2 separate regions of the Homo sapiens genome follow, and region 2 is linked to region 1. Evidence: read pairs that join two places in POLR2A ChIA-PET (ENCODE). Cell type or tissue: Panc1. All regions are shown on one strand. Links, peaks and the distances in the headings refer to the core of each region. The heading gives the core; the rest is flanking DNA.

Evidence for each region. ChIA-PET counts read pairs that join two places held together with the same protein. Peaks named below come from ENCODE experiments on the same cell type or tissue, not always from the same donor. Only the 100,000 strongest peaks of a DNase experiment are listed, where the experiment ranks them.
Region 2: POLR2A ChIA-PET joins it to region 1 with 12 read pairs; 10 of 35 experiments call an interaction of 5 or more read pairs at or near these places.

The regions. Positions count from the first base shown.
Region 1 is chr15:55,391,852-55,406,428 of GRCh38, reverse strand. All of the region lies in intron 1 of CCPG1 (cell cycle progression 1), which reads left to right. All of the region lies in intron 8 of DNAAF4-CCPG1 (DNAAF4-CCPG1 readthrough (NMD candidate)), which reads left to right. Among named protein-coding and RNA genes, the nearest start is that of CCPG1, 9.2 kb to the left of the region's middle. RefSeq lists an enhancer at 2,584-2,878. In Panc1, for the core only: no CTCF peak of the experiment used is centred there; no DNase peak of the experiment used is centred there; H3K27ac peaks cover 2,230 bases.
Region 2 is chr15:55,265,077-55,281,780 of GRCh38, reverse strand. It overlaps RAB27A (RAB27A, member RAS oncogene family), which reads left to right. Exons shown (of 7, transcript NM_183235.3): 2 at 11,497-11,616. Among named protein-coding and RNA genes, the nearest start is that of RAB27A, 16 kb to the left of the region's middle. RefSeq lists an enhancer at 1,796-2,090. In Panc1, for the core only: no CTCF peak of the experiment used is centred there; no DNase peak of the experiment used is centred there.

The sequences.
Region 1 (14,577 bases), core at 2,326-10,325:
GAAAGAAAAGAAATAAAGGATATTCACAGTTATAAAAGTGTAGATAGTGAAACTAGAAATGATTTTTCTTGTACTTTCCTGTATTTTTCAAGTTTTCTGTAGAAAAAACTTTTAAAAAAGGATGCAAGTATTAACAGCACTTTGAGAGTTTCTATATCATTTTTTTCACTTTCTAGTGGAAAGCCCCACCCTTATGCAAAAAAAAAAAAAAAGCAGCAATTCCAGTTATGGACTCTATGAACATTACTTTAAAAAGAAAATAAAGGCCTAGAGCAGTGGCTCATGCCTGTAATCCCAGGACTTTGGGAAGCCAAGGCAGGCGGATCACTTGAGGTCAGGACTTCAAGGCCAGCCTGGCCAACGTGGCAAAACCCCGTCTCTACTAAAAATACAAAAATTAGCTGGGCATGGTGGCGGATGCCTGTTATCTCAGCTATTCAGGAGGCTGAGGCAGGAGAATCGCTTGAACCCGGGAGGCAGAAGTTGCAGTGAGCCGAGATCATGCCACTGTACTCTAGCCTGGGTGACAGAGTGAGACTGTCTCAAAAACACCAAATAAGCAACAACAGTAAAAAACACAGGCAAAGTCCCTGTTGCTGCATCTGTAGACTATATGAATTTAAGTGTAAATTATTTGGAGAGTAGGGACAATAAATGAAATAGTTGGACTCGAAGAAAATAACAGATCCGACAATTTGTAGCATTTGTAGATCTCATTTTATTTTTTGGAGATGATGTCTTGCTCTGTCACCTAGTCTGGAGTGCAGTGGCCTGGACACGACTTACTGCAGCCTCCTGGGCTCAAGTGATCCCAACACAGCCTCCCACATAGCTGGGGCTACAGGCACATGTCACCAGGCCTAGGCCTGGCTATTACTTTTTTTGAGACAGAGTCTTGCTCTATTGTATGGTGGTTCAGTCTCGGCTCACTGCAACCTCTGCTTCCTAGTAGCTGGGATTACAGTGTGATTCAAGCTGAGTTCAAGTGTGATTCTCCTGCCTCAGCCTCCCAGTAGCTGTCACATGTCACAGACATGTGACACCATGCCCCACTAAATTTTTTTTTGAGACGGAGTTTCGCTCTTGTTGCCTAGACTGGAGTGCTATGGCAAGATCTCAGCTCACCACAACCTCCGCCTCCTGGTTTCAAGTGGTTCTCCCGCCTCACCCTCCCGAGTAGCTGGGATTACAGGCATGTGCCACCATGCCCGGCTAATTTTGCATTTTTTAGTAGAGACAGAGTTTTTTCCATGTTGGTCAGGCTGGTCTCAAACTCCCGACCTCAGGTGGTCCGCCTGCCTCAGCCTTCTAAAGTGCTGGGATTACAGACGTGACCCACTGCCCCTGACCTAATTTTTGTATTTTTAGTAGAGACTGGGTTTTGCCATGTTAGCCGGGCTGGTCATGAACTCCTGGCCTCAAGTGATCTGTCCGCCTTGGCCTCCCAAAGTGCTGGGATTACAGGCACGTAGCTGGGATTACAGGCACACACCACCATGCCCGGCTAATTTTTGTATTTTTAGTAGAGATGGGGTTTCACCATAATGGCCAGGATGGTCTCGATCTCCTGAATGCGTGATCCGGTTGCCTGGGCCTCCCGAAGTGCTGGCATTACAGGCGTGAGCCACCGCACCTGGCCCTAATTTTAAAATTTTATGTAGAGGCAGGGTCTCGCTATGTTTCCCAGGCTGGTCTCTTTGAACTCCTGGGTTCAAGCGATTTTCCTGCCTTAGCCTCCCAGAGTGCTGGATACAGGCATGAGAGCTCCATGTCTGGCCTGTACATCCCATCTTTTGATCTGGTTTCTTTTCACTTTGTACAGTTAAATCAGAGGTGAAAGTACTTAGCTTTTCTTCACTTAAGCCTGGAAAATCTTAAACTTGTCAACATTGAATCACGTTCAGAACCATGTTTTATATGTCTGATATTTTGGCTTATGTCTATTTTTGTTTTTATTTTTTGTTATGGTTATGTTGGATATGGACTGGTAAGTAGTATAATCAATCATTAGCCCACATTTTGCTTTCTGTTGTAAAGGGCTACATTGTTCTTCCACAGTAATATACAGTACATTTTTCTTTTTTTTGGCTACTATCAGCCCTTAAAAATTAAGGGGGTTTACCTTAACACCAAGTGTCCATTAACACTGGATAAAATATCTATTCTAAAGTGTTTTACAAAAAACACTGGTAACACGTTGTTTTTCAGGTTGTGGTGTTCATACTTTATTTTCTTAGGTTGTCTTCTTTGGAGCTTGCCTACTCCAAATGTCAATTTCTTTTCAATATTTTTTACCTTATAATTTTGTATATTCTGTGTACTGAGTTGGCTCAATATGTTATTAGGCTTTGGGTCTATTCACAGGGCATAAGAAAAATTCATAATTGATTAACATGTCTGATTTACTAACTCATTCCACAGTATTATTGTATGGGTTGTATAATTATATTCTTATGCAAGTTAAAGAAAGACTTTTAAAAATTAGGTGCATATGAACTGCTAAAATCATGGAAGTAGTAGTTTTTGAACATGTTAAGAACATGAACACAGCAGCAAGGCCTGTTAAGTCCAAGGTACTTTAAACAAAAAATGCAGACTCATCTAACAGTGCAGAACTGCTGGAGGCTGAATTATGTTTGTGTTTCTTTGTGGTGAAGATGAGGAAGTTGCAGTATTGTAAGTGATAAAGGATTACATTTTCACAAATTTCCTTCCTGACAGTTCCATAATTGTAACTAGACTAAAACACTTGGTTTCAAAGGTCATTTGCAATGTATTGCATCAGATAAACTTGGCCATATTTTCTCTCAATTTGAGTTCTAAGATGAAATTCAGCCCTATGATATGGGAAGGATTGTAATTAAGTGATAAATAAAGGGATTTTTTCCCCCAAAGGGTATTTAATGTGTGGAAACCTCTTTAAGGGTCTATAGAATTACCTGAGGAAGTATTAGAAAATAAGAAGTGGGAGTTAAGTATTTTTTTCTGTCATCACAGGAAGCCTGAAATCTTTTTTTTTTTTTAAGTACTTATCCAAATCACTATTCTTTTAAAATCTTACAAAATCTTACTTCTGGTTCATATTGCCAGCATGTTGAAATGTAAAAAGAGCATTAGGTTGGAAATCAGAGGATTTTTAATGATGTTGAGGAAGTTATTATTTATAATTTTCTGTTCGTTTTCATTTGGAATTTGTAAATAATAGCAAGCTGCCTTTATGGGGGTATTTGTGAAGATTAAATCAGATATGAAAATGAAATTGCTTTGTAAGTGGTGGAGTTATCTACTCATATGAAGTATTATTGTACTAAGTGCATTTACATAAAGCACTTATATGTTTGAAGTGTGATGCCTTGATGTGATAAATACTTTTTGACTGGGAAGTTTGATGAAGAAAAAAAGTCAAATGGGTTATTCATTTGATTTCTTGGTAGAGATTGGTGGCTTTTTCCAGACTGAAGGAAACCTGGCTCCTCTCCTGACTGTGACTTTGCACTCTGTTGCATCAAATGTCCTGAAACTGCAGTGTACTTCTGTGGTTGAGCTTTTAATTTTGGTTTTGATTTGTTTTAATCTCACTTCTATAAGTGTAAGAATGGTCATCAGTCTAGTTTGACAATAGGAAGTAGCTATTGTTTTTAATATTCTCAAATGGATCTTTAAGTTATTTCATGAACAATGAGACTACATTGAATGTGAAATCTCAGGTCCTCTGAGAAATACATTTCATGTTTAAAGCATTAGTCTTTGAGCCAAAGAAATAATGGAGTTTAGATTTTTCCTTCTGGGGAAGTTATCTCTGGCTATGAGAGGATCTGACCCTTGAGATTAACTTCAAGTTAGGTTGATATATAGAATATTTACGATAAAGAAAAAGTATTTTAGAAACAAGTACATATTGGCTGGGTGTGGTGGCTCATGCCTGTAATCCCAGCACTTTGGAAGGTCGAGGAGAGTGGATCACCTGAGGTCAGGAGTTTGAGACCAGTCTGGCCCAACATGGTGAAACCCCGTCTCTACTAAAAATACAAAAATTAGCCTGACTTGGTGGTGTGTACCTGTAGTCCCAATTACTCAGGAGGCTGAGGTGGGAGGATCGCTTGAGCCAAGGAGTTTGAGGTTACAGTGAGCTGTGATGGTGCCACTGTACTCCCGCCTGGGTGAGTGACAGAGCGAGATCCTGTCTCTAAAAATAAAGCTATAATAAAGACATTAACAAATAAAATTGGAGCTATTTATCAAAACTTTGAACTTAATACTAATTAATAAAGTAGCTCAAGGAAAAAAGTAAGTAGTGTAAGCTACCATTAGGCAAATTATGCTGAGAAGTATAGTAAGTGCTATAGATTCAGGGGAAAATGAAATCTGTATGTCAGAAACAGTGATCTAGGAAAATTTCATGGGAGAAGACAGCTTTAAATACAGAAATCAGAATGAAGGAAGAAAAGCATTTCAGGAAGTGAAGACATGGAGTTAGGGTTGTCCATTTTGTGTTCAGAAGACAGCAATTAAATTACTTCAGCCATATGACGAGGAAAGCTAATCAGATTAGTTGCAAATTAGGTGAGAACCAGATAGTGGGAGTTTTTCAGTGTCACACTAAGGAGTGTGTCTTTATTGTACAGAATACTTACTCTTAAAGTTGGGCAGACTCTGAGTGGGAAGAAAAATATTTTAGCACTGGGTATAAGTGTATGTAACCTGCAGTCTCTTTCATCTTTGCCTCTATGTTTATAGGGTAGTAGTGGTTTTTTTTTTTTTTTGAGACGGAGTTTCATTCTTACGCCCAGGCTGGAGTGAAATGGCGTGGTCTCGGCTCACTGCAACCTCCACCTCCTGGTTCAAGTGATTCTCCTGCCTCAGCCTCCCGAATAGCTGGGATTACAGGCATGGGCCACCATGCCTGGCTAATTTTTGTATTTTTAGTAGAGACGGAGTTTCGCCATATTGGCCAGGCTAGTCTTGAACTCCTGACCTCAGGTGATTCACCCGCCTCGGCCTCCCAAAATGCTGGGATTATAGGCATGAGCCACTGCGCCCAGCAGTAGTGTGTTTTTAGGGAGGGACAGGGAAGGTTGAAAAATGGCACTGTAGAAAGCCATCAGTACCATAGCAATTAAACCAGCGTTGTAGTGGTTCAGGAATAGAAAATAGATCAGTGGAACAGAATAGAGAACACAGAAATGGATTAATAAATGTGTGGGACTTTATATGACAAAAGGTGGCATTTCAAATTATAGAAAAAGTGTGGAATATTCAATATTTGGTTTAATTTCCACTTCACACCAAAAGAAAAAAAATCCAAATGCATGAATTAAACAGCTAAATGTAAAAGCCAAAAACTGTGGAAGTATTAGTAGAAAATACAGGAGAATAATTTTATAGTCTTGGGAGCAGGAAAAACTTTCTAAAACAAGATACAAAATCTAGATACTATAAAGGACACCCTGTTTTCCAGCCTCTACATTGACTGTATAAAATTTGAAACATAATAAAGATACTTTAAAAATGTTTGAGGCATGCTAGAACATTAATTCATGACCCAACTTATAAGGAACTACAAATCAGTAATGACAATCTAATAGGAAAGTGAACATATGAATATAGATGCTTCACAGAAAAGGAGATGAGGATAGCCAGTAAACACAAGATGCACAGCCCCACTGAAGTCTTCCTGGAAGTGCAGATTAAGGAATTTATTATTTTGCTCATGAGATGAGCGGAAATTAAAGATGGTTGTTACTCTGTTGGTGGGATTGTGGAGAAATAGGTACTTTCATATGTTGTTGGCAGCAACTTTGTACTACCTTTGGGAGAGCAATTTAGCAATATCTATAATTTTTTTTGTTTGTTTTGTTTTGTTTTTGTTTTTTTGAGATGGAGTTTCACTGGAGTGTGCCTGGCCTTTTTAATTTATTTTTGAGATGGAGTCTGGCTCTGTAACCCAGGCCTTAGTGCAGTGGTGTGATCTCGGCTCACTGCAACCCCCACCTCCTGGGCTCAAGCGATTCTTCTGCCTCAGCCTCCCAAGTAGCTGGGATTACAGGCACGCACCATCATGCCTGGCTAATTTTTCTATTTTAGTACAGGTGGGGTTTCACCATGTTGACCAGGCTGGTCTCGAACTCATGACCTCGTGATCCGCCCACTTCGGCCTCCCAAAGTGCTGGGATTACAGGTGTGACTCACCACCCCTGGCCTTTTTTTTTTTTTTTTTTTTTTTTTGAGGTAGAGTATCTTGTCCAGGCTGGAGTGCAGTGGTATTATCTCGGCTCAGTGCAACCTCCACTTCCTGGGTTCAAGCAGCAATTCTTGTGCCTCAGCCTCCCGAGTAGCTGGGATTAAAGGCTCCTGCCACTATGTGGGCCTAGCTAATTTTTTTGTATTTTTAGTAGAGATGGGGTTTTGCCACGGGCCAGGCTGGTCTCAAGTGATCCTCCCAAAGTGCTGGGATTATAGGTGTGAGCCACCACGCCCTACTAATTTGTTGTATTTTTAGTAGAGATGGGTCTTCACCATGTTGCCCAGGCTGGTCTCAAACTCGTGAGTTCAAGCGATTTGCCTGCCTTGGCCTCCCAAAGTATTGGAATTACAGACGTGAGCCAACGGGCCCGGCCTGTGGCTTTTCGTGGAGTTCTTAGAACGTAAGTTTTCTGTGCTGTTGTGCCTTCTACTTTCTCTACCTTTTGGAATGTCTTCACTTTCCAGTCCCTTTTACCTAGATAATTTGAATTACTCTCTGAAGGCTCAACCTACTTTTCATGAGTTACAGATATTTGCTTCTTAAGGATCTTTTTTTATCAGTTTCATTTTGATATTTTAGATGTGAATTCAATTTGGTTGACAGAGTCTTGCTCTGTCACCCAGGCTGGAGTGCAGTGGCACAATCTTGGCTCACTTTAATCTCTGCCTCCTGGATTCAAGCCATTCTTCTGCCTCAGCCTCCCAAGTAGCTGGGACTACAGGTGCCCACCACCATGCCCGGCTAGTTTTTTTTTTTTTTTTTTTTTTGTATTTTTAGTGGAGATGAGGTTTGCACCATGTTGGCCAGGCTAATCTGGAACTGTACCCGACCTGACAGTTGATCTTTTTAATATTTAGCTTAGCTTATCTCTAGGTGTTTCATCCATAGAACTAAATCTCAGTTGTGTTCAGGTACAAAAAAGATGGAAAACTACTCATTCATTCTTCAGAACTGTTTTCAGGACTTCAAGGAGGCCTTCCCTAACCACCCTATTTAACATTCCAGTTCTTGCACCATCCCCACCCCTACTCTGCCCTCACTTTTTTCTCCATGGCACTGGGCACCAGCTGGCTAACTCTGTCTTCAAAAAGTACTTTTCTTTGGGGGAGGTTTTTCTTTTGTTTTTGTTTTCTTTCTTTCAGTCCTGTATCTTCAGCACTTAGAAGAGTTCATGGCACACAGTAGGTACTCAATAAGCATATGTTGAAAGAATGAATGCAGTTTCATGTTCCGGATGAGGATAGGCTCATTTAAAATATTTTCATATGTTTATTAGACAAAAAGTAGCCTTCAAAAAAGTTTTCATGCTGGGCGCAGTGGCTCACACCTGTAATCCCAGCACTTTGGGAGGCCAAGGCAGGCGGATCATGAGGTCAAGAGATCGAGACCATCCTGGCCAACATGGTGAAACCGCATCTCTACTAAAAATACAAAAATTAGCTCGGCATGGTGGTGCGCACCTGTAATCCCAGTTACTTGGGAGGCTGAGGCAGGAGAATCTCTTGAACCCGGAAAGCAGAGGTTGCAGTGAGCCGAGATCGCGCCACTGCTCTCCAGCCTGGAGACAGAGTGAGACTCTGTCTCAAAAAAAAAAAAGTTTTCATTAGTTGGGATCTTGTATCCTCTTCCCTTTCTCAAGTGATGTGTTTTAAAGCAGACATTTTCATATCCTTTGGCGGAGGTGAAAGACCCAGACCTTTTGAAAAGTATTTTACAAATACGTTCTTGAAAGCACTCCAGACTGACTCGCTTATCTTTGGTCACATGACAGTACAGCTGCACTTTGAGGCCTTTGCCTATAGCCTATTGGTTGCCTTACTTCGGAATTGTAGACGTGTGGGAGAATAATGCTCCCATTCTTCTCCATCTTATCTAGTTCTAGAAGATATAATGGTAATGGAAACCTCACCTTTTTCATAGTAAAATGTAGCTACCCAGGAATGATGAGGGGCACCATCATATCAGGTAATATTCATTCCAGTTATATTTTATGAGGTAAAATTGATACTGTTGTTGTGTTGTTCTTACAGATTTTGACAGGCTCCACCAAAGTGTTTTTAAATGACTTATTTAGCCTCTAACTCTCCCCTGAATTCAGTCTCCAGACGCCTACTTTATGTTTCCTCTTGGATGTGATAATAACTATCTCAGATTTAAAATGCCCCAAACCAATTTGCTGGTTTCCTTTTCTTCTTCTTTTTTTTTCTTGAGATGGAGTCTTGTTCTGTCTCCCAGGCTGGAGTGCCGTGGCATAGTCTCGGCTCACTGCAACCTCCACCTCCCGAGTTCAGGCGATTCTCCTGCCTCAGCCTCCCGAGTAGCTGGGACTACAGGCATCCACCAGACCACCTGGCCAATTTTTGTATTTTTAATAGAGACAGGGTTTCACCATGTTGGTCAGGCTGGTCATGAACTCCTTACGTCAAGTGATCTGCCCACCTCGGCCTCCCAAAGTGCTGGGATTACAGGTGTGAGCCACCATGCCCGGCCCAATTTACTGATTTTCTTCTCATAACCTGCTCTTTTTGAAGTCTTTCTGCCTCAGTAGCTATTCCATTCTAGTACTCGGTGAGGCCAGGAGTCATCCTTTATACCCCATATTCAATACATCAGGAAGTCCTGTTGGCTGCTGTACCTTTGAAATCCGTGTATAATCTGTCCATTTCTCACTGTCTTCACTGCCACCATTCTAGTCCAAACCACCATCATGTCTCACCTGGATTATCATAGTAGCCATGCAAATGAACTTCTTGCTTCTGCCTTTGCTCCCCCACAATGCTGTCCCAGTAGGTAGCCAGAGTGATCTTTTATTCCTTTTCTCAAAACGCTTCTGTGACTTTTAGTTCTCAGAGTGTAAAGCTAAAACGCTTTTTAAAAGGAGTCTTAGGATCTGTAAGCCCTACTCAGTCTGTCCCCTTGCCACCACTCTGTTTATTATCTTGTGGGTTTTTTTTTTTGTTTGTTTTTTTTTGAGACGGAGTCTCGCTCTGTCGCCCAGGCTGGAGTGCAGTGGCGCCATCTCGGCTCACTGCAAGCTCCGCCTCCCGGGTTCACGCCATTCTACTGCCTCAGCGTCCGAAGTAGCTGGAACTACAGGCGCCCGCTACCACGCCCGGCTAATCGCCCGGCTAATTTTTTGTGTTTTTTTGTAGAGACAGAGTTTCACTGTGTTAGCCAGGATGGTCTCGATCTCCTGACCTCGTGATCCGCCCACCTCGGCCTGGAGTGCTGGGATTACAGGCGTGAGCCACCGCGCCCGGCTTATCTTGTGTTTAATCTTTTCCTCCTCTCTCCTGCTAGGCGATCCACACAGGCCTCCTTGCTGTTTCTCAGAGGTAGAGCTCTGATCTCAGCTTTATAGCTACTATTTCTTAAATGCTCTTCCTCCAGTTAACTGTATATAATGGTGCCTCACTCATTCAAATCTTTGCTCACATATACTTCAGCAATGAAGCTTGCCCTGACCATCGTTTTTAGAGTTAAGCTTCTCTATCCCAGCATAAATCTATCCCAGAATAAATCTCCTCAAATATTTTACAGGGTTTGACTGTTTTTGTCGACATAAGTCTAAGGTTTTTGACCTGAATGTGTGGTGACTCTTGCTTGTAATGGCTGTATTGTTTTTGGCTACTGCAATTCTGTGAGTTAGCAGAAATAGGAGCAGCAGGAAGATGATTTCAGTATTGTAGCTGTTGTGTGTTAAACACTTGAGAAACCTGCAAGGGGACATCAAAAGCAATTGGAAATATATGACTAGAGATCGAGTTAAAGAAACTACTCTGAGGAATAAAAGGAAGCCTGAGCCTAAACAGAGCTTCAAGTTTATTGTCTTCACAAAGTATTCTTCTTTTTATAACCGTATGATTTCTTAGCCTTTGTAACTGTCCTGTAAATTCTGCTTATTTCTAAATTACTATTAGTAAAGCTCTTAAAATGGGGAGGGTTTATACATTTACCAATGGTCAGATTAATGGGAGAGGAAGCTCATGGATTTCTCCAGAATTTTGAGTTCTTTTTTTTTTTTTTTTTTGGAGGTGGAGTCTTGCTCTGTTGCCCAGGCTGGAGTGCAGTGGTGCGATCTTGGCTCACTGCAACCTCCACCTCCTGGTTTCAAGCAATTCTCCTGACTCAGGCTCCTGAGTAGCTGAGACTACAGGCGCACGCCAGCATGCCCGACTAATTTTTGTATTTTTAGTAGAGATGGGGTTTCACTATGTTGGCCAGGTTGGTCTTTAACTCCTGACCTCCTGATCTGCCTGCCTTGGCCTCCCAAAGTGCTGGGATTACAGGTGTGAGCCACCGCACCCAGCCTAATTTTGAGTTCTGTAAAGAACAATTAACTGCACTATCACCCAGACGTGGTTACCTTTCTTGTTTATTGATTGCTTAATATGTATTTAGCATTCATTCAATATGTGTTGGGAATACATTATAGGCTGGTAAACAAGCAATTACAGCACAATATTCTATATTAAGTGCCAGATGCAGAAAATAATAAGAGTCTTAGGGATGGGGTCAAGGGATGGTTCTCAAAGGAAATGAACCGTTAGCTGAGACAAGCAGAGGAGTTTCGGTGGAGGTAAAGGGGATGGGCAACTGATCAGAATATGTAAAGCCCTGGAGTAAAGACAAAGCCAAGCATTTTGAGGGGAACTGAGAAGGTTGGGCAAAGCGGGAATGAATTAAAAGAGATGAGAGCTAGAGATAAAATACTTGATATTCAAGGCTTTGGGGCATTATCTTGAAGAAAATCTTAACATTTTAAAGGAATTACATAATGAGATTATCATTTGAAGATCTCTAGCTATAATGGGGAGGTTCAAACTGCCAGGGGGCTTTCATATTCACTGTGTCTAGGATAGGGCTTAAAAAGTTACTTTTTTTTTTTTCCTTTGATTGTAGTACACGCCCAACATTTTGAGAACAGTTGAATTAATAGGGTTCTTTAGTAAGCCTGTTAGTTTTGCTTATCCAAATTGTCATGGTGGTGTTAGGGCCAGCGGGAAATCTTTTTCTCTTTTGGGCTGGATGGTGTTACCAAAACACCAGGGGTTTGGTCTAGGTCCTGCTGCTTGCCGCACAGAAAGCCAATCACAGAGACGGGTATTGCCAGGGAAGAAGGCTTTAATTGGGTGCTGCAGCCAAGGACATGGGAGATCAGTCTCAAATCCATCTCAGTCTCAAATCCATCTCTGACTGACTAAAATTAGAGGTCTATATAGCAGAGAAGAAATGTAACCATGTGTGGGCAAACAGGAATTAGAGAGGGGTGAGGAAGAGAAGTTGGTCAACAGGCAGCAGGTGGTCAGTTAAGCAATCATGCAGGCTCTGGCTTCTCATTGTCCAGTTGCAGTGATCTGTTAAGTAAGTTTCAGCTTCTTAATACTATCTAGGAGGCCTGATGGTTTGTTTCCTAAGAAAGGAGCTTAGATAACACAAATAGAACTTTCTCAAGTTTTAAGACTGTGAGGATCAATTTCTGTATTTATTCAGAGAAACCATAAAGATCAGTTCTGTGGGATAATTGGCTGGTTTCAATGTTATCTTTCCTTGAAGGAAGTAAACAAAGCATTAAACTGGGGCCTGATTAAAGTGGGCTTATTGATTTGAGAAATTCAAGTATGGTAAGTTGTCCCAAGTCAGTAATGTATTTTACTTTTTTTTGTAATCTGTTAGAAGATGGGAGCAGGCAAAGGGAAGGAGGGAAGCTTTCACACAGTGGAGAAAGAATGCTTTTTAGGCTTCAGCCAGTTTTTCTTATCACAAAGCCCTCACCTACTTCTTGTTTCATATAGAATTCTTCCAGTTACCCAGTCACTTAAACCAGAAACCTGTGAGCTATCCTACACTTTCTCCCTTATATAGTTGGTTATTCAGTCCTTTAATAAAATAATCTTTAGGCTGTGTACAGTGGCTCACACCTGTAATCCCAGCACTTTGGGAGGCCGAGGTGGGTGGATCACTTGAGCCCAGAAGTTTGAGACCAGCCTACCAAACTAGCAAGACCCCGACTCTTAAAAAGAAATTAGCTGGGCAGGGTGGCACATACCTGTATAGTCCTAGCTACTTGGGAGGCTGAGATGGGAGCATCTACTTGAACCTGGGAGTTTGAGGCTGTGTTACTGGTGGAGGGTGTCCAGGTTCTTGGCATCTTGAACAAAGAACTGGACAAAACACACAGACAAAGCAAGGAAGGGATGAAGTCAGAGATTTATTGAAAATGAAAGTACACTCCACAGTGTGGTGGCGGGCCCTAGCGTAGGGGCTCAAGGGCACCGTTATAGAATTTGTGGGGGTTTCAATACCCTCTAGAGGCTTCCATTGGTTACTTGGTGTATACCCTATGTGAATGGAGAGGTGAAGTAAAGTTACAAAGTCATTTACTTGGTGTATGCCCTATGGAGAGGATATTTCCTGTCATAGCTGAAGTGTGAATCGGCCTAATGTTCCCTGCCTCCAGACCCTATTTTCCCATCTCAGCAAGCCGTGTTCATACTACTGTACTCCAGCCTGAGTGACAGAGTGAGACCTTGCATCCAAATAATGATAAAAATAATAAAATAACCTTTCATGTCTTCTCAGATCTCTTCAAAACCCTTCCCGCTATCTTCTAAACCCTTTCCCTCATCAACACTGGTTAAGTTCAGATGCTCATATTTTTCATGGAATATTATGTTGCTTCCTTGCATCCCACAGGTCTAGGGTTGTTGAGTTGCTTCCCTATCTTGAAAAAAAACATTTTTTTGAGACAGGGTCTTGCTCTGTTACCCAGGCTGGAGTGCAGTCATGCAGTCATAGCTCACTGCAACTTTGAACTCCTGAGCTCAAATGATCCTCCTGCCTCGGCTTCCCAAGTAGCTAGGACAACAGGTGTGGGCCACCATGTCCTGCTGATTAAAAAATTTTTTTTGGTAGAGATGGGGAGTCTCACTATGTTGCCCAGCCTGGTCTTGAACGCCTGGCCTCAAGTGATCCTCCCACCTCAGCCTCCGAAAGTGCTGTTACAGGTGCAAGCCGCCACTCTTGGCCCTGCCATCTTAATATATGCTATTTAATTTAATTAATTAATTTATTTATTTTGAGACGGAGTTTCCCTCTTGTTGCCCAGGCTGGAGTGCAATGGCGCCATCTTGGCTCACCGCAACATCCGCCTCCTGGGTTCAAGCAATTCTCCTGCCTCAGCCTCTCGAGTAGCTGGGATTACAGGTGCTTGCCACCATGCCCGGCTAATTTTTTGTATTTTTAGTAGAGACAGGGTTTCATCATCTTTGCCAGGCTGGTGTTGAACTCCTGCCCTTATGATCTACCCGCCTTGGCCTCCCAAAGTGCTGGGATTATAGGCGTGAGCCACTGCACCTGGCCAAATCTGACCAGATACAACCGCTTATGCCTGTCATCCTAGTACTTTGAGAGGCCAAGAAAGGTGGATCACTTGAGCTCAGGAGTGTGAAACCAACCTGGGCAACATGGCAAAACCCTGTCTTTACAAAAAATACAAATATTAGGCATGGTGGCGCACACCTGTAGTTCCAGCTACTCAGGAGGCTGAGGTGGGAGGGTAGCTTGAGCCTGGGAGGTCAAGGCTGCAATGAACTGTGTTCATGTCACTGCCCTCCAGCCTGGGTGACAAAGCGAAATCCTGTCTCAAAAATTAAAAAAAAAATCATGGCCAGGTGCGGTGGCTTCATGCTTGTAATCCCAGCACTTTGGGAGGCTGAGTTGGGTGGATCATGATGTCAGGAGATGGAGAATCTCCTGGCCTTTAGTAGAGATGGTGAAACCCCGTCTCTACTAAAAGTACAAAAATTAGCTGGGCATGGTGGCGCGTGCCTGTAATCCCCGCTACTCGGGAGGCTGAGGCAGGAGAATCGCTTGAACCAGGGAGTCAGAGGTTGTGGTGAGCCGAGATGACGCCACTGCACTCCAGCCTGGTGACAGAGTGAGACTCCGTCTCAAAAAAAAAAAAAAAAAAAATCAAATCTGATCTTTTAAACTATATTTGTACTAGATTGTCTTTTTTATTTTTTATTTTTTTAAAGAACTTTCATATTCTTTTACATTTTTCTGCCTTTGTTTTTCCTGTGTGATGCTTTTTCCTTTTTCACTGGGACATCTTTCCTTGTCATCAGATCTTTTGATTTTTTTTTTTTTTTTTTAGGAATCAGAAATCGTTTTGTTTGTTTTTTGCAATGTTGCCCAGGCTGATCTTGAACTCTTGGACTTGAGCGGTCCTTCCGTCTTGGCCTCTCCGTGTTGGGGTTACAGACGTGAGCTACCACACCTAGCCCCCCCCCCCCTTTTTTTTTTTTTTTAAAGAGTCAAGGTTTCACTGT
Region 2 (16,704 bases), core at 3,449-11,448, 130 kb after region 1:
TTTCCTTCTCTTTTCCTTTCCTACCTTCCTTCCTCCCTTCCATTCCCCCTTCCCTTCTCCCTTCCTTCCCTTCCTTTCTCTTCTTCCTTCCCTTCCCTTCTTTCTTGTCTTTGTCACCCAGCTCACTGCAACCTCAACATCCTGGGCTCAAGTGGATCCTCCTGCTTCAGCCTCCTAAGTAACTAGGACCACAGGAGCATGTCACCATGCTGGGCTAATTTTTGTATTTTTAATAGAGATGGGGTTTTACTATGTTGGCCAGGCTGGTCTCGAACTCCTGACCTCAAGTGATCTGCCTGCCTTGGCCTCCCAAAGTGCTGAGATTACAGGCATGAACCACTGTGCCTATCCTGGACTTTATTTTTTAAATGAAACCAGAATGCCAGTTTATTGATATATGAGAAATGGAACTGCTAAGCAGAGTAGATTCCTTTTTTTGAGGACAGTGTATGCTTCCTTTCGGAAGAATAGCCAGGTGAAGCAAATATAAAAGGAGAAGGCTACTTATACTGGCTAAGTATAGACTCAGGACCCAGTGAATTGGAAATCAAAAAGACCCAAGAGCTTTAATGCTGGAGAAAGATTACCATGTTAATGCTTCCTCAAAACTGGCTATACATGAAAATGGCACAGGGAGCTTTTGTTTAAAACATGCTCACAAAAGAGTGTAAATTGATTCAACCATTGTGGAAGACAGTGTGGCGATTCCTCAAGGATCTAGAACTAGAATTACCATTTGACCCAGCAATCCCATTACTGGGTATATGCCCAAAGGATTATAAATCATGCTACTATAGAGACACATGCACACGTATGTTTATTGCAGCACTATTCACAATAGCAAAGACTTGGAACTAACACAAATGTCCATCAATGATAGACTGGATTAAGAAAATGTGGCACATATACACCATGGAATACTATGCAGCCATAAAAAAGGATGAGTTCATGTCCTTTGCAAGGACATGGATGAAGCTGGAAACCATCATTCTCAGCAAACTATCTCAAGGACAGAAAACCAAACACCACATGTTCTGACTCATAGGTGGGAACTGAACAATGAGATCACTTGGATACAGGAAGGGGAACATCACACACCGGGGCCTCTCAGGGGGTGGGGACTGGGGGAGGGATAGCATTAGGAGAAATACCTAATGTAAATTATGAGTTGATGGGTGCAGCAAACCAACATGGCACCTGTATACCTATGTATCAAGCCTGCACATTGTGCACATGTACCCTAGAACTTAAAGTATATATATATATATATATATATAAACCATACCCACAAGAAACAACAACACATTTTTCAGTCTCTCCTTTGGTGATTCTAATTTATTAGGTTTGTGGCTAGGGCTTGGGAATCTATGTTTTATTTTAAATACTGCTCTAGTGATTGTTGGTGGACAACCTGGTTTGGGAACCAGTGTCTAGCTCACCTTTACTCCCAGCCTGAGTAAACTCAGGCTGGAAGAGATCATATGTCTCATGCAGAGTCACACAGCAAGTGAGTGGGAAGATAGAACTCAAATCTCCCTGTCCTCTCTATGCATTGTTCAAACAACATAGTAAGATTCTCAGGGACAGAGGCAGCACAGCCTCGGAAATTGTTGGTTTCTTAGTTTTTTTCTCTATTTACATGAAACTAACCAGTCTAGTGTCAAACAGGAAATATACACAGCATAGTTTTTCTTTTTTTATTGCAAAGTGTCAGATTAGGACCAGTAACATCAGCACCACCTGGGAACATAGAAATGCAGATTTTCAGCCCCACTCCAGACCTACTGAATCTGAAACTCTGGTGGGGCCTAGAGTCTGTGTTTTAAAACCATCTAGGTGACTCTGATGCACCCCGAAGCTTGAGAACCACTGTCTACAAGTACATTTCATGACTCAATCGCTGGTTAAGGCTGCTGACCTCGGCCTTTGTAGTTGATGAGTCATTAACATTGAGGCCTTAACTTTCCTGGCCATCTGCTTTCCTTGGTGATATTTATTCAAAACAGGTGACATTTATTCAAAAACTATTGTTGTAAGTCTTCATTAGAATGCCATACACAAGCGAGGGAATGGACTTTTATTGAGCACCTGCTGTATGTGAGACACTGTGTGTGAGGCTATTACTTATTTCATTTGATTCTCACAACCACCTTGCTAGGTCAGTATTATTATCCCTATTTTACAGATTTGGTATCTGAGGCTAGTAGAAGTTAAATATGATCTTGATGTACAGGCTATTTGCCTAACTGTAGTTGTACATTTTTGCCATCTGTTGTCTCCCTAGAACAGTGGCTTACAAACTTGATTGTGTATAACCAGAAAGCCCCTGGGAAGCTTGATATAAATGCAGATTCCCTAGGCCTCCCTTGCAGAGATCCTAATTCAGAGGCCTGAATGGGACCCAGAATTTTGGATTTTCATCACATATCCTAGGTGATTCTGCTGCCAGTCCTGGATCCATTTTCACCTGCCCTAATTGGTTGACCAGTTGCCCCTCAAGGCTTCTCTGAGGTTCTGTGTTGTCCTGTGTTTTGTGGTCACAGGCCTCGGACACTGGGTGGAGAAGAAATAGAAGAGTATGGGAGGACAGGCCATGGGGGCCTTTATTAAGAGTCTTATCTGCCTGGCTCTTTCTGCTGTCTCTACTGCTTCTTAGAGGGTTCCTAGGCCATATTTTGGCTTTGAGTAACTTGTGATTCTTTCCATTATCTATCCCAAAGTTTGGAACTGTTCTTTTAGCAACTGTGCCCTTTTGTCTGTGGGGTGCATAGATGTGAGCAATTTCCTTCAGGCTGTAATTAATAAATGTGGAGTAGGGAGTTGCTTCAGCTTTTGAGTTCAGAAATGGTATTTCATCCGTTTGGTGATACAAGCCCTTATTTTTCAGGGATAGAATTGACATAATTAGTGAATGACTTGGCTTAGAACTTAGAACTTAGAAATGCAGATTTTTCAGCCCCATGTCAACGTACTGAATTCACTAAATAATTAGAAGACTGGGCCAGGTGCGGTGGCTCACGCCTGTAATCCCAGCACTTTGGGAGGCTGAGGCGGGCAGATCACGAGGTCAGGAGATCGAGACCATCCTGGCTAACATGGTGAAACCCTGTCTCTACTAAAAATACAAAAAATTAGCCAGACGTGGTGGCGGGCGCCTATAGTCCCAGCTACTTGGGAGGCTGAGGCAGGCGAATGGCGTGAACCCAGGAGGTGGAGCTTGCAGTGAGCTGAGATCGTGCCACTGCACTCCAGCCTGGGTGGCAGAGTGAGACTCCCTCTCAAAAAAAAAAAAAAAAAATAATAATGATTAGAAGACTGAATAATCTGGTGCTATTATGAAGGAAAAAAGTGAAATGGAAATTAAAAACAAATTTCAGATATGATGCCTCTTCTTTGTGAGGTGGCAGGCTGATTTCTGTTCACAAGTTTAGAAGCGGCTACTGACATAAATACCCCAGGGCTCCCATAGTGTAAAAGAGTCATTTCTATGAAAATATAGTGGAAACCTGCCAGGCTTTTGTCCAGTAGAGAAATCAGAAATGTTGAACTATTAAATTTCTTTAATATGTTTTAGTCCCTGAAACAAAATGTGTGTTACAAAATGGGAAGGAAATTCACAAAAGCAAACATTGCAGCTTCCTGAAGTCCACTATATATAAAGCAAATTACAGGTTATGTTTCTAAGAATACTTTCTTTTTCTACCTGATACTAGGGTTGATAATAACAATATGCAAGTGAGTATAATAGCTACAGCTACCATATGTGTCAAGAGTTATACAAACATTTTCTCATTTAATCCTCAACAATCTTTCAAAGCAGATATTATCTTTCATTTTACAGATGATGAAACAGGTTGAAGAAGATGAAGTAACTTGCCCAATGCTGGGATATGGTTTCCCGGGATGCATGACTTTCAGTGCTATAACTCAGTCCCCACTAAACTGGGATGGTTGGTCCCACTGAGTGTCACCCAGCCTACTGACCCATAGTTGATAGTAAGGCCAAACGGTTCTGAGTTGGACAAATGGTTAATGTATTGAAAATTGCCAACCTGCATCACAGAGCAACTTTCAGAACATTTTTTGGTGCCCATTTTTCTTCATTTTACACACAGTTCTAATAAGCTTGGTTATTTGGTTTCCAGGTGCCTTGTCAATTAAAAACAGTGCATCGGAAGGGGTAGGGGTTGTCCCAGGAAGGCACACTGATTACTGTGGTGAGGGATAGCTGCCTGACAGCAAAGGTGAGGGGAGGGAGAAGGAAATATAAATTAACAAAAGACACGAAATAAATACAGCAGTCAGGAGCCATTTATTATGGAGACAAACAGGCTGGTCTCGAACTCCTGGCCTCAAGTGACCTGCCCGCCTCTGCCTCCCAAAGTTCTGGGATTACAAGTATGAGCCATCGTGCCCTGCCAAATTTACCAAAGTTATACGTGGACGTTGTTTTACAAGGGCTGTTACAAAAAACCAGTAGACGCCTCTCCCCCAGCCCATTTCCTGCTCTCCAGAGTTAACCACTGAAGTCTTGCAGTAGTTTATACATCTAGTCTCTAAATGACACATTTATATTTCTGTGGTCAGTTTTTCAGTTTTAGTCATTATCTATTGATACTTTATTACAGAAGTAGAGAATTTAGCTCATTGCTCCATCCACCCCTGCCACAAGTATACCATTTTCATCTCCTCTTTCTTACCTGAGTTTGTTCATTTGTTCCTACGTTTGTTTGTTCATTCTTTCCTTCCCCTACTTAACAATTTATTTTTAAAAAAACTACTTTATGGGAGGTATTATTGACAGATAAAAAGTCTGTACATATTTAATGTATACATCTTGATGAATTTGGGGATAATTATTCACCCATGAAACCATCGCCACCATCAAGGCCATAAATGTATCCATCACCTCCCAAGGTTTTATCCTGCCTGTTTTATTATTATTGCATTTTTGTGTGTGTGTGGTAAGAACAATTAACACTGGATCTATCTTCTTAGCAGATTTTCAGTATATAATACAGTATTATTAGCTATAGACACTATACTGTATAATAGCTTTTCAGAACTTATTTATTTTGCATAACTGAAACTTGTTCTCTTTAACTATGACCTTCCCATTTCCCCCTCCTCCCAGTCCCTGGCAACCATCATTCTGCTCTCTGCTTCTGGGAGTTTGAGTTACTTTTTTTTAAATTAAAATTTTTTCTTTTAGAAACAAGATCTTACTCCGCTGCCCGGGCTGGAGTGCAGTGACGTGATCATAGCTCACTGCAGCCTTGAAGTCATAGGCTCAAGCAATTGTCGCGCCTCAGCCTCTTGAGTAGCTGGGGCTACAGGAGTGGCCACCATGCTTGGAGAGTTTGACATTTTAGATTCTATATATTAAATATATGGGAGATCACATAGTATTTTTCTTTATGTGTCTGGCTTATTTAACTTAGTATAATATCTTCCACCTATCTGTATTGTCACAGGTGGCAGGATTTATTTCTTTTTTAAGGCTGAATACTTTTTCATTGTATGTATAGACCACATTTTCTTCATTCATTCATTGTCAGTGGACATTGAGGTTGTTTCTAAGTCTTGGCTATTGTGAATAATGCTGCAGTGAACATGGGAGTACAGATATCACTTAGAAATCCTGATTTCAATTCTTTCAGATGTATTATACCCAGAAGTAGGATTGCCAAATCCTATGGTATTCTATTTAAAAAATTTTTGAAAACATTTTTTTAAAGAAGCTCCATAATGTTTTCCATAGTGGCTGTACCAATTTGTATTCCCACCAACAGCGTACAAGGTTCCCTTTTCTCCACATCCTTGCCAACACTTATCTCTTGTTTTTTTTTTTTTTTTTTTTTTAATTAGCCATCCTAGCAGATGTGAGGTAATCAAAATCATTGTGGTTTTGATTTGCATTTCTCTGCTGATTAGTGATGTCGAGCACTTTTTCATATACTTGTTGACCATTTTTAATGTATTCTTTGAAAAAATGTCTATTCAGGTCTTTCGCCCATTAAATTTTTTTTTCTTTTGGGGGTTGTTTTTTTGGTATTCAGTAGTATGAGGTTCTTGTATATTTTGGATATTAACCCCTGATCAGATTTACCTTTTTTTCCCTTCTATAGGTTGCCTTTTCTTTCTTTCTTTTTTTTTGAGGTGGAGTGTCATTCTGTCACCTGGCTGGAGTTCAATGGCACAACCTCTGCTCACTGCAACCTCTGCCTCCAGGCTCAAGTGATTCTCGTGCCTCAGCCTCCCGAGTAGCCAGGATTACAGGTGCCCACCACCGTGCCCAGCTAATTTTTGTATTTTTAGTAGAGATGGGGTTTTGCCATGTTGGTCAGGCTGGTTTCAAACTCCTGCCCTCAAGTGATCTGCCCTCTTTGGGTTCCCAAACTGCTGGGATTATAGGTGTGAGCCACCATGCCCGGCCAGTTGCCTTTCCATTTTGTTGTTTCCTTTGCTGTGCAGCAGCTTTAGTTTGATGTAATCCCACTTTTTTTTGTCTTTTTTTTTTTGTTGTTGTTAGATGGAGTCTCACTCTGTCACCCAGGCTGGAGTGCAATGGAGCAATCTCGACTCACTGCAACCTCTGCCTCCTGGGTTCAAGTGATTCTCCTGCCTCATCCTCCCAAGTAGCTGGGATTACAGGTGTGCACCACCATGCCCCAGTTAATGTTTGTATTTTTAGTGGAGACGGGCTTTTACCATGTTGGCCAGGCTGGTCTTGAACTCGTGACCTCAAGTGATCCACCTACTTTGGCCTTCCAAAGTCCTGGGATTACAGGCGTGAGCCACTGCGCCCGACTGGATTATTTAGAGTATCTCTTATTATTCTTTGTACCTCTGTGGTATCAGTTGTAACACCTCTTATTTCATTTATAATTTTATTTATTTGAGTTTTTACTCTTTTTTTTAGACTAGCTAAAGTTTTGTCTGTCTCTCTCTATACATATATATATATATATATATATATATATATAATTTATTTATTTTTTTAAGGACGGATTCTTGCTGTGTCACCCAGGCTGGAGTGCAGTGGTGCAATCTCAGCTCACTGCAACTTCTGCTTCCCAGGTTCAAGTGATTCTCCTGCTTCAGCCTCCCAAGCAGCTGGGATTACAGGCACCTGCCACCACGCCTGGCTAATTTTTGTGTTTTTAATAGAAACGGGGTTTTGCCATGTTGGTCAGGCTGGTCTCAAACTCCTGACCTCAGGTTATACGCACGCCTTGGCCTCCCAAAGTGCTGGGATTACAGGCATGAACCACCGCACCCAGCCAGTTTTGTCAATTTTGTTTATTTTTTCAAAAAACAGTCTTAGTTTTATTCATCTTTTCTTTCTTTTCTGTTTTTTTGGTCTCTATTTCATTTTGGCTCCAATTTTTATTATTTCATTCTTTCTTCTAATTTTGGGCTTAGTTTGTTACCTTTTTTCTAGTTTGTTGCAGTATAAACTTAGGTTGTTTACTGGAGATCTTTCTTTTTTCTTAATGGAGGCATTTATCGCTGTAAACTTCCCTCTTAAAACTGCTTCTCCTGAATCCCCTAAAATTTTGATGTGTTGTATTCTATTTTCATGTATCTCAAGATTTAAAAAAAATTCCTTTTGATTTTATTTGGCCCATTGGCTGTTCAGGATTATGTTACTAAATTTCCACAGATTTGTGAATTTTTCAGTTTTCTTCCTGTTATTGATTTCTAGTTACATATCGGTGTGGTCAGAAAAGATAATTAATATGATTTCGATCGTCTTAAATTTGTTGAGACTTGTTTTGTGGCCTACTGTATGTTCTATCCGGAAGAATATTCCACGTGCGCTTGAGAAGAATGTATATTCTCCTCTAGTTGGATAGAAAGTTCTGTATGTGCCTGTTAATTCCATTTGTTCTATAATGTTGTTCAGATCTGCCATTTCCTTATTGATTTTCTATCTGGATGATCTGTTCATTGTTGAAAACAGGGTATTCAAATCCCTTACTATTATTGTATGGTTATCTATTTCTCTTTTCAGTTTGGTTAATATTTGCTTTATATATTTAGGTGCTTTGATGTTGGGTGCCTACATGTTTACAACTGTTATATCTGCTTGATGAATTCACCTCCTTGTCACCACATAACTACCTTCTTAGTCTCTTGGGACTGTTTTTTACTTGAAGTCTATTCTGATATAAGTATAGTCACCCCTGCTTTCTTTTGGTTTCCATTTGCATGAAATATTTTTTTCCATCCCTTTACTTCCAGTCTGTCTGCCCTTAAATCTAAAGCAACTCTCTTTCAGGCAGCAAATAATTGTATCTTATTTTTTATATATATTCTGTCATTCTATGTCTTTTATTTTTTATTTTTATTTTTATTTTTTTTTTTTTGAGATGGAGTCTCGCTCTGTCGCCCAGGCTGGAGTGCAGTGGCGCGATCTTGGCTCACTGCAACCTCCGCCTCCCGGGTTCAAGCAATTCTCATGCCTCAGCCTCCCTAGTAGCTGGGATCACAGGTGCCCTCCACCATGCCTGGCTAATTTTTTTGTATTTTTAGTAGAGATGGAGTTTCACCACATTGGCTAGGCTGGTTTTGAACTTCTGACCTCAAGTGATCTGCCCGCCTTGGCCTCCCAAAGTGCTAGGATTACAGGCTTGAGCCACCGTGCCCAACCTCTATGTCTTTCAGTTGGAGAATGTAATACATTTACATTTAAAGTAATTATCGATAGATAGGGACTTACTATGCCATTTTGTTCATTATTTTCTATTTGGTAGTTCGTTCTTTCTTTTCTTCTTCTCTTGGTGTGCTGAGCTGCTTTTTAAGCAGATGACCACCATTCTGTCTGTTTTGAGTCCCTATGTTACTGTCCCCCAAATTCCAGAAGTTTTGGGGTTCTGAATCCCTGAGACTTTCTGGAGATTCTGTGATGAGTTCCTTCTTGGATTTCCCTACTGGCAGATAAAGAGTCAGCTTTCCGAGGTCTGCTAATCAGTTACCTCTAGTCCATCTACTCTGTAGCTTCTACCATTTTGTTGCTTCCACTACCTGATCTTTGTCCTTGTGAGTTTATGTCTAAAAGAAATAAAACATTCTTTATTGCTATATTAGTGAGATTTTGGGAGGCAGCAGAACCACATGTACATGTTGAGCATGCCATCTTTATTCTGAAGTCTGAAAGATATTTTAGAAAGCTTTCAATACAAAAGCATCCAAAAAAGGTTTTGTTGCTTTAAGCAGACTATGAAAATTGGTATTGTCATAATTTTACTTGCTATTCAAATTATAGTTCCAGAGTTAGGAATGTTAGTATTACCTGGGCATCACCTGGGTGCTTACTAGGAGAAATACAGACTCCTGAGCCCCCTACAGGATTTTTTTTGTTTGTTTTTGTTTTTTTGAGACGGAGTCTCACTCTGTCACCCAAGCTGGAGTGCATTGGTGCGATCTCGGCCCACTGCAAGCTCCGCCTCCCGGGTTCACGGCATTCTCCTGCCTCAGCCTCCCGGGTAGCTGGGACTACAGGCGCCCGCCACCACACCTGGCTAATTTTTTTGTATTTTTAGTAGAGACGGGGTTTCACCGTGTTAGCCAGGATGGTCTCGATCTCCCCCTACAGGAATATTGAATCAGAATTAGCATTTTGAAAGATCCCTAGGAGATTCCTATATATCCTGATGGTTGAGAAGTGCTAATATGAACTTGTAATTAAAGGAAGCTAACTCTAATGAATTTTAATCTGGGATTTAAAAATCTGGATACATTTTCTTACTAAATTGTTCTCAAAATTCTCGAGGTTGCTGTGTGATATAAAAAAGAAAGAGGTGCATTTTCATGAGATTTTCGTCAGGTGTGAAACGAAAATTCCATTTCATTTACCATGAGAAGAGATGTCAGACTGGTTGTGCTCAGACTTTTCTTAGTTGCCCACAGTTCTTGAGGCCGGTGGTGGTTTTTTTAGATTGGACAGATTGAGTCTTCAGTCACACGTTGAGCTGCCATAATGAAAGCGTAGCTTCTCCTAGAGGCAAGGGATAGATTGATTAGTTCTATGTCCGACATTTCACCCAATAATTCATAAGTGCTCAATAAGTGATTGTGGGGTGAATGAACAAAAAACAAGATACAACCCCTGTCTTCAAGATTGTCACAAAGCAACAGCAAAGACCAAGAAATAAATTGAATAATTAGCATACAGGGGTGACCATTTCTAGAAACAGTAAGCACAGGGAAGGTGTATCCAGCTCAGCATTGCTGGCACAAGGAGCCAAGGAGCTGATTCTCTTAGTGAACAGAACTTGGTGGATTTACAGCAGCAGCTCTCACACTTTAGTGTGTATCAGAATCACCTGGAGTGCTTGTTGAACCACAGACACCTGTGCCCTATCCTCAGAATTTCTGATTCAGCTGGGTGGGCCCAAGAATGTGCAAATCTAATAAGTTCCTAGAAGATGCTATAATACTGGTCTTGGAACCACAGTTTGAGAACCACTTAACTTAGCGAATTATAAAACGTACTGATGGCTGGACTCTAGCAGCTTATAGGAAGGAGGCGGTGATACTGAAGGCAGAAGCTTAAGGAGCAGGGATTTTATTGTGGAGATTGTGGGGAGCCATTAACAGGAGAGTGATGGACTCTCATTTGCCTTTTGGAAAGATCACTTTGGGTGTGGTGTGGAGGATGGATCAGAGTCAAGAATACGTGGGGACCAGAAAACCAAATAAGTGGTTTATTATAGCCATCTAAGAAATAATAAAAACTTGGAGTAGGAGCAAGAAGATGAATATCCTTAGGACTTGGTGGCCAATTGGAAGTGGGAGGGGCAGAGAGGGAGGAGTTAATGAGAGCCATCAGATTTCTGGCTGTGTTGGGATTGTGTGATTCAAGACACAGGAAGAGAAGTGGGTTTGAAGCAAGGTTGTGGAGAAAAGCAAAGGAGGTGAGTACGGGACATGCTGGATTTGAGATGCCAGCAAGATATCTGGGTGGACTCCCTTGTAGGCAGTTTTACTTATGAAATTGGAGGCCAGCTGCAAGGTCTGGTAAGTAATCTAGCCCCATCCCTCCTGCCACTTCCATTTGATCCCCCATATTGTTTGTTTGGATCAGGCATTGTATTTGTAAGCAACAATATGAATATAACCTTTAAGGGCCTTGAGAATACAAGGCACTTTCTCAAGAAAACAAATGTTCTACTGTTTTGATTCACGGGGTAGGTGGGCGGAAGAAAGAGCTGAAGTGCAGAGTCTTCTAACACCAGAAGAGGTTAATAAAGCCGCCCTCTGAGTGGCCAGTCGAACTGGAACTTGGTAAGCTTGAAAGGGGCAAAAATCACTTGACTGGTCTGCAGTGCCATATGACAAACAGCTGAGACTAATTAGCTGGATTGTGGGTTTTTACAGCGATGCCTGTTTTGAAAGTTGATGGAGCGAACTGCTTTTCCAAAGACTCTTTTGAAAAACTTTTTAAGTAGGCCATTCTGACTTTAACATTTCTCTTTGTCTTAACATTAGACAAAAAGTAACCTTCCTGAAGAGGACATGTGATTGGAAGTTGTCAATTGTTGAAGCATTGGTAACTCCAGTCTCTAACGTTTTAGAAAATCATAACAAGCGGTTCTCTACCCTGTAAAGGTATGGTTTTGTATTTATCTTTTTTTTTTTTGGTAGTGGTTTTGAGCTCTGTCATGTCAATTTTCATGCGCTTAAATTATGTGCAATATAACATACAATACCATTGCACGTACTGTTTTTAAACTAAAGACTTAATGATGTCTACTAAATTTCTTGGGATTAGTTTGAAAAGTGCATTTTCAGTGACCACGGAGTGGGTATGAATACTGACCGCATTCTTCCTTTCTTTTCTGTACTTGAATAAAGAAACATAGGTTTTTACTTTCAGGAAATTGTTGAATATGAGAGCTGATTAGGAAATTGAATTATTCTGAGAGTCTTGCTTATCCTCTGAGGGTTGTTTGACAAAAATTCAAGCTTATTGGTGTTTTGTTTTTGATAGTATTAATAGCTTTTGTTTTGTTTTGTTTTGTTTTTTAAATTTGAGACAGAGTCTTGCTCTGTCGCCCAGGCTTGAGTGCAGTGGTACAATCTCGGGTCACTGCAACCTCTGCCTCCCAGGATCAAGTGATTCTCCTGCCTCAGCATCCTGAGTAGCTGGGACCCCACGCTACCATGCCTGGCTAATTTTTGTATTTTTAGTAGAGATGGGGTTTCACCATGTTGGCCAGCCTGCTTTCTAACTCCTGACCTCAAGTGATCTTCCCACCTGGGCCTCCCAAAGTGCTGGGATTACAGGCATGAGCCACCGTGCCCGGCCTAAAAGTGTTAATAGTTTTAATGGAGGAATGTAAGTGTGTGTTTTAGTATAAGGTTTATTTCTTCTGGGAATTAAATCTGCTTTTAAATTAGTGTTAATTCTGTTAGGTTTGATAAGGGTATTGTTATGTAAGGAAATGTCCATATATTTTAGAAATACGAAATGAAGTATGCCGGAGTGAAAGATCTGAGTGGTGAGTGTGATGGGAGATTTCATTATATAATTCTACTTCTGGATATTGTATTAGTTTACTAGAGCTGCCATAACAAAGTACCATAAACTGGGTGGCTTTAAAACTGTGTGATTTCAAAAACAGAAATTTATTGCCTCACAGTTCTGGAGCCTGAAAGTCTAAGATCAAGATGTCAGCGGGGTTGGTCCCTTTTGAGGACTGTGAGGGAGAATCCGTTCCAGGCCTTTCTGCTTAGCTGTGGATGGCTGTCTTCTCCCTATGTCTCTTCATGCCATCCTCCCTGTGTTCATGTCTGTGATCCCAGTTCCTTTCTTGTGAAGAGACCATGAGGGTGGATTAGGACCCACCCTAATGACCTCTTTTTAACTTGATTCCCTCTATAAAGGTCCTAGCTCCAAAAAACATTGTATTCTGAGGTACTGGGAGTTAGGGCTTCAACATGTGAATTTTAGGGGGACACAATTCAATCCATAACCGACATGTCTGAAAAGCTTCTTAATATGACATTTTAAAGATTTGCCTCAAAATGCATGCAGTAAACATTTGTTAAGCCCAGTGCCTGGACTGGGCTGGATTTTGAGTGTGTGAAGATGCATAAGACATGGTTCCTGTCTACTAACCCATGGTTTAATCAAATATAGGGATCTAGCTTTGTGAGTGTGTACGTGTTTACTTATTGCTTCCATTGAGTTGTAGCCACTCTCACACTTGTGTGTCCCTGGGAGCACAATCAGGGTCCTGACACATGGACAGCCTAACCACAAGAGACACCTGGAAGGGTTCCCGTGCTCTGAGCACCCATAAGCATAGATTAAGAGAGTGGAAGGACTTCATATTCACCCAGTCCATTCTTCTCATTTTACAGATGAAGAAATTGAGGCTCAGAAGTGCTAAAGTCATTTGCTAATTTGTATTAGTGCCAAGGCATCCTTCAGAATATCCTGGCTTCCATTCCAGTGTGGTGACCAAACAATACTGTTTTCTTTGCCACAAACTCATGCTTTTCACCTGGGAATGAACCCCAACCCCCATTATCAGAAGTCATTGTGGGAAAGAGCCTTGATAAAAAGCTGACATTCTCTGTCAAGGTTCTTGGATTATAAATACCAAAAAAAAAAAAAAGATGTTTTGGGGATGAGTGTTTATTCATGAGGGCATTTTATCCATAGAATGAAGTTGGATTTAATACATTCCAAAGGAGTTTACCCCCATCTTGGCTGCTCTCTCTGTCTCTTACCACTTTCTCCTTGTCACTTGTTGAAATAGTTAAGTCACAGAGGTATGACCCTGCAGCCATAAGAATACAAACAACCATTTTTCTTCTTTCTTGGTGCTTCTGCTGCCCACAAGACAGGAACTGTGGCAGAAAGGGAACGGTCTGGTGAAATCTTGCTGGCTGGCAGGATGGCGTCACGGCAACTAGGCTGCCTCTCTCTGCGGCTGTTTCAGCTTCCGCCCTCTCTGGACCCTCGGTACCTGAGTGCTCATAGGGGAAACTGTCTTCTTCCTGCCTCCATTTCTGTTTTTCCTCAGTAGGATTAAGGCTTCTTGAGATATCTGCTCATCTTTTGCTATTATTCCTTTCTTCTCCCTTTGAACTTGTTTGATTTAGAGCCAGAGCTCAGGCTATAGCATACGTGATAGCTGATGAGTCATGTGAAGCCCATTAAAAGCAAAAGCTGATTATCACAAGAACCATTATTTATTTGCGCTGTCTATGCAACAGCACATTTTCTTTTGCGCTTCTGGTGTTGCTGCAGCGTGGCTGGGGCCCTGCCCTCTTGGCAGAGCAGAGGTCCTGTGGTGTAGGCTGGGGGGCAGGTAGGGGAAGTGGGTGATGGATGAGATGGGGTGCTGCTTGAGAAATGAGCTATCTTTGCTGCTGCTTCTCTGAAGGCAGAATCTGCTTTGCTCAAACACGGGTATAAATCATCCTTTCAAGAGCTGAGAGCATCCATTTTTGTTTGTTTTTCTTGTTTTCCCCGTTTCATACCCTATCAGGCCTCCTTTCTTGATGACATAGTCTAAGCTGGAATCTTTTAGCTATCTTTTAGCTAGATGGTAAATCCAGCAAATAGCTCAATGATAAGTCCATTCATCCAGCAAACAGTGAATGGATTTGCCATTTTCACACGGAGAAGGCCCAGACCACTTCAAGTTTGTACCTCTGTGGTGTGGCAACTGAGCCAGCCTGTGGACAATCACTGCTTGAAAAATCTCCTTCCTAGTGTCCTTCTTGTATCTGTCTTGCTGCTCCTTACATTTTTGTTCTCTCTTCACTCTAAATGTCCATCTCATTTTTCCCATGGCCTAAGGAAATACTATTATGTTGATGACACTAAAATTCATAGCCATATTCTTCTTGTGAGCCCTAGGTCTGTTTTCCAAATGCAAATTAAACACAACTCCCTTGATGTCCCTCAGACATGAGAGATGTTTAACTGGTTGTGTACCGTACAGTGTAATGTGGTAGTTGAGAGTGTGTCTGAGATCACATCTTGGTTCTGCCATTTCTGGCTGTGTGACCTTGGGCAACTTTATTAACCTTTCTGTGCATTGGTATTTTTCATCTGTAGATTTAGGGACCTTATACGGTTGTTGTGAAGACTAAATGAGTTAGTGCTTTAAAGGATTTAGAATAGTGCTTAGTGTTAGTTATAATAATTATCATCTTCTCAAACCATCTTTTCCTTTTTCAGTTAATGTTATACCATTTATTTACCAAACTAAAAGTTTTGGTTATCTTTAATTTCTATACTAGTCTGTTAAGAAGTTATATTGATTTCTACCTCCTAAATATATCTCAAATTAATCACTTCTTCTTCATCCCTACTGTCACCAACACAATTCAAACCCTCAAAATCTCTCTCCATATGTCTTAACCAGTTCAAACTGTTATAACAAAGTACCATAGACTGGATAGCTTGCAAACAACGGAAATTTATTCCTCATTGTTCTAGAGGCTGAAAGTCTGAGATCAGGGTATCAGCATGCTCAGATTTTGGTGAGAGCTCTCTTCCAGGTTGCAGACACTTGACTTTTCACTGTATTCTCACAAGGCAGAAAGGTAGCTCTCTGGCCTCTTCTTATAGGGGCACTAATCCCCTTCATGAAGGATCTATCCTCAAAACCTAATTACTTCCCAAAGACCTGCCTCCTTATACCATCACATTGGGGATTAGATTTCAACATACAAATTTTGGGGAGACACAAACATTCAGTCGGTAACATTAGAGCCTTCTGATGCTCTGTGTATTTCCAGTCTCCATGTGGCTGCCATAGAGATCTTTCTAAGGCACACATCTCATGGTCCTCTCCTGCATAAAGAGCCCGTGGTGGCCTTCTGTTGCCCAGAGGATAACACACAAACTTTTTAGTGCCATGTCACAGTCCTTTTAGACCCAGGTCTCAAACACTTTCCCATGTTTTCAGCCTCTGTTCTGGATACATTCTCCCCTACCTCCATGCATCCCTTCAGCCACATCCACTGCTGAAGTCCTTTAATGCATCCTAAGTAACCTTAGCCTCTTACACCTTTGCAAGCGCAAACCCTCAAACCCTTACCTGCCCGCATCAGTCAGCCCAAGATGTGTTCCCTCCTGACGGTTCGAAACCTGGTCTTTTTTTTTTTTTTAATTTTGAGCATCAGGCATTCCTTACCAAATTCCATCAAAACTCAGTTACATGTTTTGGATTGGCATCAAGAATTATTTGCTTATAGTTTCTGTTATCTTGAAAGGATAATGCTTATTTGGCTGACATGTGAGGTAAAGTCGTTCCCCACATTATCTAGTGCACTGTGTAATTTTTGTCCATTCACATCTGTCACTTGTCCTTATGTGTGCCTGTACACTCACATTCTGACTTTAGTCCTTAGCTCAGATGCCCCTGTGTGAAGTTTTTCTGATTCCCTCCTTAGACATTGTGGGCTCCTTCTTCTCCCTCTTGTGCTATCTCCCCAGCCCTCCCATCTCCCCAACGGCTTGTGCATACTTCTGTTACAGTTCTTCTTCTTCTTCTTTTTTTCTTTGAGACAGAGTTTTACTCTTGTCGCCCAGGCTGGAGTGCAATGTGCGATCTCGGCTGGCTGCAACCTCCGCCTCCTGGGTTCAAATGTTTCTCCTGCCTCAGCCTCCCAAGTAGCTGGGATTACAGGCATGCGCCGCCACGCCCGGCTAATTTTGTATTTTTAGTA